Linked DNA regions of Homo sapiens: region 1 is linked to region 2. A link is an interaction called in ENCODE POLR2A ChIA-PET data of the cell type or tissue named here. Cell type or tissue: MCF 10A. All regions are shown on one strand. Each heading gives the region's core, and the rest is flanking DNA. Links, peaks and the distances in the headings are about the cores only.

What was found. Peaks named below come from ENCODE experiments on the same cell type or tissue, not always from the same donor. Only the 100,000 strongest peaks of a DNase experiment are listed, where the experiment ranks them.
Region 1: POLR2A ChIA-PET joins it to region 2 with 7 read pairs; 2 of 35 experiments call an interaction of 5 or more read pairs at or near these places.

Annotation. Positions count from the first base shown.
Region 1 is chr6:1,996,213-2,001,651 of GRCh38, reverse strand. The region is part of intron 4 of GMDS (GDP-mannose 4,6-dehydratase); the gene reads left to right. Among named protein-coding and RNA genes, the nearest start is that of GMDS, 250 kb to the left of the region's middle. RefSeq lists a silencer at 1,810-2,010. In MCF 10A, for the core only: no CTCF peak of the experiment used is centred there; no DNase peak of the experiment used is centred there.
Region 2 is chr6:1,726,595-1,732,033 of GRCh38, reverse strand. The region is part of intron 8 of GMDS (GDP-mannose 4,6-dehydratase); the gene reads left to right. Among named protein-coding and RNA genes, the nearest start is that of FOXC1, 120 kb to the right of the region's middle. RefSeq lists an enhancer at 1,895-2,396. In MCF 10A, for the core only: no CTCF peak of the experiment used is centred there; a DNase peak (open chromatin) is centred at 2,453.

The DNA of each region.
Region 1 (5,439 bases), core at 458-4,457, 270 kb before region 2:
TTGCTTGTATTATAAGTTTGGAATTTAGGAAGTGTGAGTCCTCCAACTTTGTTCTTTTTCTGGTTATTCTGGATCCTTTGCTATTTCATATGGTTTTTAAAATCAGTGCATCAGTTTCAAAAACCTAATGTAAGAGCTAAAAGCATAAAACTCTTAAAAGAAAAAAATTAGAAACCTTTGTGTTTCAAAAGATACCATGAAGAAAGAGAATGGCAACCCACAGAATGAGAGAAACTATTTGCAAATCATGTATCTGATAAGGGATAGAGATTTAGAATATCTAAAAACTCTTACAACTCAGTAATAAAAAGACAACCCAATTAAAAAGTGGGCAAAGGAACTGAGTAAACATTTCTCCAAAAAAGATTTACAAATGACCAATAAGCATGTGAAAAGATGCTTGACATCATTAGTCATTAGGGAAATGCAAATCAAAACCATAATGAAATACCAGTCCATATCTATTATGATGAGTGGAATCAAAAGTCAGATCATAACAGGTGTTGGTGAAGAAATTAGAGAATTGGAAATCTCGTACACTACTGATGAAAATGTAAATTAGTGTAGCCACTTCTGCAAACAGTCTGTAGTTCTTCACATTGTTAACCGTAGAACTACCACTTGATGATCTAGCAATTCTACTCTACCCAAGAGAAATGAAAGCATAGGTCCACACAAAAACTTAAACAAGAATGTTTATAGCAGTGCTACTCATAGCAGCTAAAATATAGAAACAATCCGAATGTCCATCGGCTGGTTAATGGATAAACAAATGTATTATACATTGGGTATACAAAGGAATAGTATTTCTTAGAAAGGAATGAAGGCTGGGCATGGTGGTGTATGCCTATAGTTCCAGTTACTTGGGAGGCTAAGGTGGGAGAACCACTTGAGCCCATGAGTTCCAGGCTGCAGTAAGCTATGATTGTGCCACTGCACTTCAACCTGAGCAAAAGAGCGAGACCCTGTCTCTCAAAGAACCACTAAAACAAAAAAAGAGACTTCATACACAAGTGAGATTGACAGTTTCTTTTTAAGGTAATAAAGTAGTGATACATGCTCCAATATAGATGAACCTTAAAAATATTATGCTAATCGAAAGAGGTAGCTTACAAAAGACCACATTTACATGAAATGTCCAAAATAGGTAATAGAGACATAAAATAGTTGAGTGGGTTTTAGGGATTGGGGAGGGTTGAAGGGACAGGGGTTGGGGAGGTGACTGCTAATGAATACATAGTTTCTTTTGGAATGATTAAAATGCTCTGAAATGGACTATGGTGATAGTTGTAGAAACCAGTTAATATAGTAAATACTGTCCGGGAGTGGTGGCTCACGCCTGTAATCCCAGCATTTTGGGAGGCCAAGGCGGGTGGATCACAAGGTCAGGAGATGGAGACCATCCTGGCTAACACGGTGAAACCCCATCTCTACCAAAAATACAAAAAATTAGCCGGGCATGGTGGCGGGCGCCTGTAGTCCCAGCTACTTGGGGAGGCTGAGGCAGGAGAATGGCGTGAACCTGGGAAGTGGAGCTTGCAGTGAGCTGAGATCATGCCACTGCACTCCAGCCTGGGCGACAGAATGAGACTCCATCTCAAAAAAAAAAAAAAAAAGATATAGATATATATATATATAAAAAATATATATATATAATATATATATATAAAATATATATATAATATATATATAATATACATATTATATATTATATATAATAATATATAATATGTATATAATATATATATTATATATATCGTTATGTCTCAATAAAACTGGTATTTTTGAAAAGTAAGACCAAACAGCTGTGTGAACTATGGCAACAGATAAGAATGTCAGTGTTAACTATGTTTTTAAGAAAGGGGAGTAATATCATCTAGCAAAATTGGGAGAGGAGATTTCCTTATCTTTCACAGCATATTACCCTTGTCCTAATTCCTGTCATTCATTTTTGTTTGTTTTTAAAATTTATGTTCTCATTTTATTTTTTTTTATGTTTCTGATGTCTCTAATGGATCTAATTTTTTTAAAACTATATTCTACCTCCAGTTGAGTCCAACTATATTTTGTTGGTTGTTCCTCATTAGAATATTTGAACTTGTAAATTCCAAGACTGTAGCAAAATCTTCATGCCACTGTATCCTTGCCAAGGATCAAAGGAAATCTTGTGCAAACTTTTAAGCTAGTCTGCCATCTTCTACCTGAAATTCTAGGTTTTGTAGAAATAACTTATATTTTAAATACTAGATCAGCTTGTTTTTACATCTTTTAATATCTTTCTGAACAATTGCAGTTAATTCATTATCTGCAGTTTTTTTTTTTTTTTTTTTTGAGACAGAGTCTCGCTCTGTCACCAGGCTGTAGTACAGTGGTGCAGTCTCGGCTCACTGCAGCCTCCAACTCCCTGGTTCAAGCGATTCTCCTGCCTCAGCCTCCCAAGTAGCTGGAATTACAGGCATGCACCACCACGCCCTGCTAATTTTTGTATTTTTAGTAGAGACGGGGTTTCACCATGTTGGCCAGGCTGGTCTCGATTTCCTGACCTCATGATATGGCCGCCTTGGCCTCCCAAAGTGCTGGGATTACAGGCGTGAGCCACCGCACCTGGCCTATTATCTGCATTATTTAAAATGGTTTGGGATAATTAGAATTATTATCTTTATTACTTATTGCTTGTTGCATGTCTTATCTATTTGTACTTTTTTGGCTGAAGTATTTCCCAAGTAATATCTTGCATTGGTTGTATAATTTCTGAGTCTTTTTGTTTTAAAAAAAACAGTTTTCCTTTATTTTTATGCTTAATACAGCTGTCCCTTGGCATCCATGGGGGATTGCTTCCAGGAGCCTTCTTGGATACCAAAATCCATGGATGCCCAAGTTGCTTATGTAAAATGATGTGATATTTGCAAACAGCATATATACATCCTGCTGTATTTTTCAAATCGTCTTAGATAACTTATAATACCTAATACATTATAAATGCTATGTAAATAATTGGTACACTGTAGTTTTAAAAAGTAATACTTTTTATTCTTGTATGTTATTAAAATTTTTTTCTGAATATTTTGAATTGTGGTTGATTGAATCTGCAGCTGCTGAACCTATGGATACGAAGGGCTGACTGTTAATATTTTGTTTCCATTCTGGGGTTATAATCCTTTTCCTCAGATTTGTGTAATTATTGCTCTATACTTTTTAGCATTTAGAATTGCCTTCCCTGTCCCTTTCTTCCTCTTCTTTTCTTCCCTCCTTTTCCTTCCTTTCCTTATTTCTTACTAGGGAGCTCATAGTGACTTTCTTTTTATTATTTTATTTAGAAACTCTACCAGGAGTTTGTGCGTAGATGATCTGTCAATATTCTTATCTGGTATTTCATGGGCTGTTTATCCTCTTGGAAGTTTTTCGTTAGGTTGATGATTCTTTCTCTTTCATTCAATTGTTTTCACAGCTATGATAACTCCTGGATATGACATTTATGTTTCTCATTTGTTCTTTCATTATTTTTCCTTTACATTCTGGAAGGTCACTTTCAGATCATTTTCTAAATCAAGATTTGATCTTCCCCGATGTTTATTTGTTTGCCTAAGGTCTCCAGTGAGTAGCTTCCCTAAGTAACTGGTTTTTCATTTCCTGGAGCTCTTTCTTGGTACTCATTTGCTCTTCCTTCTTCATAGGCTTCTTGTACTGCCTCTGAGAGGCAGTATCTTTGCATTTCCCAGAAGATACAGAGGAAAGGCCGTTTCCCCTGCCTACTCAGCTTGGCTCCTATCCCATTTTTGGTCTTCTTCCAGTGTTCATTGACCCTTCATAGCCTGCTTGTTTTTATAGAGAGGTATAAACTGATCAATGTGGGTAGTTGGCAGGTGCCCCTCGATGCACTTGTGGAAGTCTCTGTTTGCTGTCTCCCAGGGGTCTCTGCTCACCAAATTGGCCAGTGGAGATGAACCTCACTAGGGTCCACAGGCCAAAAGTTGGCCTTCCCTTCCAGGTGTATTTCCTGGGAACAGACAAGAATCATGATCCCTTTAGGAAGCCACCACAGGGGTTGAGGAGGAGTTTTCTGCACACTGATGATTTCTGTCCAAAGCAGAGGTCTTAGAGATGTGATGTGAAGTCCTCACATCTTTTTTTTTTTTTTTTTTTTGAGACAGAGTCTCACTCTGTCTCCCAGGCTGGAGTGCAGTGGCGCGATCTCAGCTCACTACAGCCTCCGCCTCCCAGGTTCAAACAAATCTCCTGCCTCAGCCTCCTGAGTAGCTGGGACTACAGGCGTGTGCCACCACGCCTGGCTAATTTTTGTATTTTTAGTAGAGATGGTGTTTCACCATGTTGGCCAGGATGGTTTCCGTCTCCTGACCTCGTGATTTGCCCACCTTGGCCTCCCAAAGTGCTGTGATTACAGGCATGAGCCACCGTGCCCAGCCAGTCTTCACTTTCTCAAGAAAACCATCAATAACTGAGACCTATTCCTTCCTCAGGTCTTAAGAAGCAGTTATCAGAACCAACTTTGCTATCTGCCAGCACCTTCCCTCTTTACCCCATCCCTTCCTCTGCCTGGCTGTCAGAGCACATTGAGTAGAAGGAGGGGGCTGAGAATCATCAGCCCACTAGGAAATACCATGGCCGTTCCCTCCTCTCACCAAGCTAAGTGAGGTGGGCATCAGAAGACTTACTTGGAAAATTCGATGGTGCTTTAAAAACAAAAAAAAAGACTAGGGTCTTACTCCTTAGTTGGAAATCTGTTTAGGTAGTATGGAAAACACTGTTGGTTGTCTGTCAATTTCTGTTTTTCTCTTCTGAGTAGTGGAATTCTCAATTTTTGTCTGAGTACATGTCCTCAGACATGAAGAACTACATTTTTTAGCTCCCCTTATACCTAGGTGTGGTCATGTGACCCCCTTCTAAGAAATCACTTTTAGGTAGAAATGATGTGTGCAGCTTCCTAGAAGAATCCATAAAGTAGAAGGGAAATAATCCTCTTGATGGGAAGGTGCATGTGATGGCAGGAATTCTGCCAACCATTTTGTACCAAGAGTTGGAAGCCATATGATGCAGAGAGTGGAGAAATATATAGAAAAAAATAACGTCCCTAGTAATTGTTAGGATACTACGCTAGCCCTTCCTGTCTACCAGCAGACTTATGTAAGTGAAAGAGAAATAAACCTTCATCTTATTTAAACTTCTCTAGCTTTTCTATCACTGTTACATGAGCTTAGTTCTAATAGAGGTAGTCTACTAAAGCAGGGAAGAAGAGAATGGGAAGAGAAATGGCAGGGCAGAGAGAAAGGACAGCAGTGGAATAGCCACCCCCTGTCTCTTAAAAAGGTACACTACCCAGAAGATGCACTCCCAGTGAGGAAACCCCAGCAGCTGGACACTGTAAGCTGTGGTGTTGTTGGCTGTGCTTGAAGCAGTTGTTGGGGGCAGGGAGTGTGTGAG
Region 2 (5,439 bases), core at 639-4,638:
TATGTACAATTGTCATTTGTTTACTGTAGAGCTAACAGATGCCTTCTTTCTCTGTTCTATTGATTTTCTGTGTACTTATCACTAACTTTACCCCATACTCTGCTCCAGCTGTGCAAATCACCTCTCTAGGCTCTCAAACCCCGGTTGGGCTGTCAGTCACATCTTCCTGAGGCAGTCCTAGAGCCTCTGACCTGACCCCGTGTGGACTGCCCAGAAGGTCAAACCCTGCTGTGTCACTTCATGCTCCTCTGGGGGGCTCTCTTAGCTGCTATCCTGCACTGAGCCCCTATTTCCTGACATCTTATTCAAGACTACTTGGTTTGGTAAAGCAAAATCATAATTAGTTTCCTGAGAAAGATACCTGGGAAACAAATACTTTGTGACAAAATATACCTGAAAATATCTCTAGTCCAATCTCAAAATTAATAATGTTGCTGGTATATATTTCTAGATTGGAAATAATTTTCCTTCAGAACTTTGAAGGTGTTACTCCATTGCCTATTAATTTGCAGTATCACCATGGGAAACCAAGAGCCATTCTGACTCCCAGTCCCGTCTGTCCCCTCTAGAAAGTGTTTCAGACCTTCTCTTGGTCCCAGTGGTGTGGAACTTGATGTGAGGTGGGTCTAGACCCATTCGTTATTGGAGGACACCCTTTTGGTGTGGAAATGCATGTGCCTCTCTGCTTTGATCAGTATTCTTGACTTATTTTAAGAGAGTTGTTTGCTCTGCTCCATTTTTTCTGTACTCTCTTTCTGGAAATCCTGTTATACTGACTGCCCTGAGGCACTCTAATGTTCTTATCTTCCTTCTTCTGGTTTTTCATGTCTACACCTTTTTGCTCTACTTTCTGGGAGATTAGATTTCCTCAACTGTATCTTCGAAATCATCTCTTGGATTGTGAATTTCTATGTTTTGTTTTCAACTTCTAAAATCCTGTGTTTCACATTATTTCTTTTTATGTAGTATCCTGTTCTTGTTTGTTTGATATCTTTCCTGATCTCTCTGTCTGAGGACGTCAAAGGTGGTAGATGTGGGGATTTTCTTGTTTGTTTTATTTTGTTTCTGATTCTCCTCCCCCTGCTTGTTCTACTTCCTCCACGTTGCTTTTTTTCAGTTTGTTTCTTTGGATTTCTATTTTTCATATATGTGATTTTCCTTATATATTTCCTGTCTCGTAATACTTGGTTTTCTGCTTCTTTAAAAGTGGGGGGCCTAAAAAGCTACTTGTGAGTTTTGAGAGCATAGTTAGATCTTGTGGCTATTTTATTATAAGAGGACTTGACGGGGCCTTTTAGTTGGAGAATCTCTGATGCCCAGAGGAGCCTCCCCAGTGTCCTCATTGGAAGGAAATAGGCCTGACTGTCAGCCCACAGAGAGCTGTGTGGTGGGCCTCAGTATTCATCGTGCATACAAGCACCTAATTTCCTCTGTCTTCAGCATGGTGACCCACTCTTCACTGAGCCTGTAGCCTTCAGTCCAGCCACCTTCTACCTCAGGGAGGGTGAGGCAGTGAGTGTCGGGGAGGGAATCAGGCCCCAGACTGCTGCCTATGGAGATTTGCAATCAGGTCTCACTTCCTGAGCATTTGGGAACTTCTGCAAGTGTAAATTGGGGCCATTCTCAGCTCTCCCACTGTTGGTTTAGGAGACTTTTCTAGGACTTCTGCTAAGTCCTTTAACACTCATCCATCTGCTTTCCAGCTTCCAGAATTTGGTTTCTCACATCTCTTTCCTGCCCTCTTAGCTCATGTGAGTTTATTCCTTTTTTGAAAGGGGTCTGCGGAAGGAGCAAAAGTGTGTGAAAACCACCATCTTTATCCAGAAGCTAATGCTTCCTCCAGGCCTGCCTTATGGCACTGACTAAATTTTAGCTCCTGCAGCTTCCTACTTCCATACCCTAATTAAATCGCCTTTCTTCAGAATAATCCCTGAGCGCTTTTATGATATTTGGGTCACTACGAGGAGTGTGTTGCCCCCGCCCCACTTAGCTCTAATAGTCCCCAAACTTGACTCATGGTCACTACAAGGAGTGTGTTGTTCCCCCGCCCCCACCAACTTAGGTCTAATAGCCCCAAACTTGACTCATGTGGCTGACTTTGCTTTTGTTGCTCCTTCAAAGGAATGCCGAGTTGAGTAGATTTTCATAGCGCTTTGTCTTGCCTTATTGTCCTTGATTCTGTTATTCTTCAGTGCTTTCTATTGCTATTTAATGCTTATTAGGAGCCAACAATTTATTTTAAAAATTGAATTATACAGGATCCCTGCTCGGTGAGCTGTTGATCTCAATTCGTGGGTAGTAACTCTTGTTAATTAACCGAATCCTCTCCTCTCTGTCAAGCCACCGTCACTTCATTAACAGAGCAGCCCTGCTTCAAGTCGTAACATCACTTGTTAGGACATGTTAGCTGTTACCTTTTACTTGTTAATACAAGTGTTTCATGTATTGTTGTAACTGAATGTTTTTTGGCACTTGGCCGAAACTTTTGCTTACTGCCCTCATTCAGACCTGGTGCAAATTAGAAAGTGGTTTTTGCCAACTCAATTCAGCTTTGAGCCATTTCCTGATTACATTTGCTCATTCAATGTAGCTATATTAATTGTAGAGGGCAATGCCATGCCCTTAGAGACTGTTTTGACTGTAGACAGCATTTGCAAGATGCAAGTTCAGCAGACAGCGTTCAGACAGTGGCAAGAAAGTCGTGCAGGGGAGCTGGTGCCTGTTGAGTGCCAAAGTAGCACCAGACCCAAGTCTGACTTTCAGGCTGTATTTAATAAACCCCTCAGAGAGGGAGTGTTTCTCCTTCAGCCTTTTCCCATTTCAGCTAGTGTTACAAATCCCAAATGTGAGTCTATGACCAGCAAAGCAATCAAAGAGAATCAGTAGTAGACACTAAAATTCAAGCAGTCTAGCCGTGCAGGCCACTGCTATAAACAGGAATTAAATGCTTTCCTTCAGCTGAGGGTGAGGCGATACCATTAACCTGATCGGCCGAAGCAGGAGTGGGCAACTGGAGCCTGTGGGCCAAATCCCAGCTGAGGCCCTTTTGGTTTTGTTTTTGGTTTTTTGTTTTTTGTTTTTTTTTTTTACTGTCCTGGAGGTAAGGACAGGTTTTACAGTCTTAAAGCGTGGTTTAAAAAAAGAAGAAAATAATAAGGAAGAAAAAATAAGAGGAGGAAGAAGAAACAGAAAAAGAAAGAGGAGAAAGGAAAAATATGTAACAGAGACTATATGTGATCTGTGAAGCTTTAAGTATTTACTGTCTGGCTCTTCACAGAAACAGTTTACAGACCCCACCAAAGTCTAAAGACCCCTCAGGCACGGCCTCAGTCCTCTCCTGACTCACACGCTCCCTCCTAAAACAAGAAAAGCTCTCCAAGTCTTTACCAAGGCTTTGTCGATTTAAATATGTGTGTGTGTTTGTGTGTGATTTTTTAAAAATTGAATTATAAATAGATTTGAATCACCAGTTCTCATGGTTGTGGCATTTGAGATTTACCAGTGGAAGAACAGTGGAATATTGGTGCGCACATAAGTCAGCGTGGCCAGCTACAGGCGAAAAATCAGTCAGCAGAATTGTAAATGGTATTTCTGTTAACCCTTTGACTTGGTTGGAGGTACTATCACGCAAGTATCTGCTGAACTTGTTTCTCTTTGCGAAGAACGAAATGTGAGCAAAAATAGATCAAACATGCCTGTGAAATACAAATATACTTTCATCTACTGAAAGCCTAACCAAAATTTTTTTAAAAGGTTCTACTTAAACAATTAACTTTAGAATTAGATAGTTATTTAAAAAAAATAATAATAATGACTTAACCAATTGTCCTCCCTTCCTGTGGATATTAGCTAAGATTTGGTCTTTATCCACAGGAGATGTATGAGGGTCATCATTCCTTCAGGTTATGTTTTAAAACGCTTTCAATCTCCATGCTCCAAAACATCCACTTACCGTTTCCCGGTGAATTTTCCAAAAACTTAGCTCTGATCCTACCTACCAATTCCCTTGCTTTGAAATTCTTAGACCTATATGACCTGCCAAATTGATCTAATCAACATTAAGGAAGAAATGAAAACAAATTACCAAACATCCCTTTTTGTGTTAATTAATTAATATAAAAGTCATGGGGAAATGACCAGTTGTACAGCTGTATATTATTCAACATACTGCGCTATATAATTCTCTGTGTCACAGGACAGTTTTCATACTTGCCTTGAGTCCATTGGTAAATTCAGCACACTAACAAACTGATTATTCCTCCAACGGTGAAATATTTCCCCTTTGCTACCAAGAAGTGATTTGACAGAACATTCAGGTGATTCATCAGAAATAAGGCTTATGAGGTCAGTTTATGTCTTTAATTCTCAACCTATTCCAAAATATAACTGGGATCAACATTTAATGTTCATTTTCAGTGGTGCCTGTGGCTTACATAGGCAGGTAACTAATTTTGTCTTCCCCATGATGACTCTGACCCCGAGAGCACACAGAATTGTCCTGTGTCCATAGGATTCATCTCCAGCTCATAATGCAAACCAGTTCTAAGGATAAACAGTAAAGTCAAACATGTCATACTTGTTAATTTCTTCTCTTTCTTTGCAAAAAAGTTCATATGTAAAAATAAATAACCCAAATTCTGTAATATTATAGACATCCAGACGTTACCATTAAGTGAGTGGCTTGATTTATAAAAAATGAGAACATAAAATGGATAAGTAGAATTTTAGCGAGAAGGTAATCTCGAAGCATATGAGCTCATCCTGCATAGTGTGGACTTGAGGACTCGCTCCTGGGATCCTTACTGCTGTCAACCTTGGATGTTCAGGGAAGGAAACTTGTGTGCAAACAGTATCCTAGCTAGGTCAGAGGAGGTTATAGGAAAGTAATATTGATATACCCTCACTCAGCAGGAAACAAACAATTAGTTCTGTACTTTTTGGAGGTTTAATCATCTGAGACTTACTAAGGGGGCCCACCATTGACGGGAGAGCAGGAGAACTTGTATGTGATCCAGGGATGCATTGAATGGTTAATTAGGTTACAAAACTTATTCCCAAATGGAATGTGTTGAATTAACTCTGAATATCCCTAAAACTACAAAAGAAAGAAAAAAAAAGGGAAGACAGAAGACATTAATTTATATTAATTAATTTATAATAATTTATTAATTAATAATAATGAATTGACCAAGAATGGTCTAGAGAAATACAAAATCTTTGAAATCCCTGAAAGTTGCCCAATTTTATTTTCTGGCTAATCTGTTCATTTCTAAAGTCTCACTTCTGAATTCGTCATGATTTTCTTGAAAAGGAAAAAAACGCTGCCCTTGCAAAACAGATCTAGAAAGGCTTTGAAAGTCGCCGTTGCTTTAATAATCAGCTGGAGCATCAGCCTGTGCTGCTGTGGTTAATGAGCTTAAGCGCTCCTGCGGGGAGAGG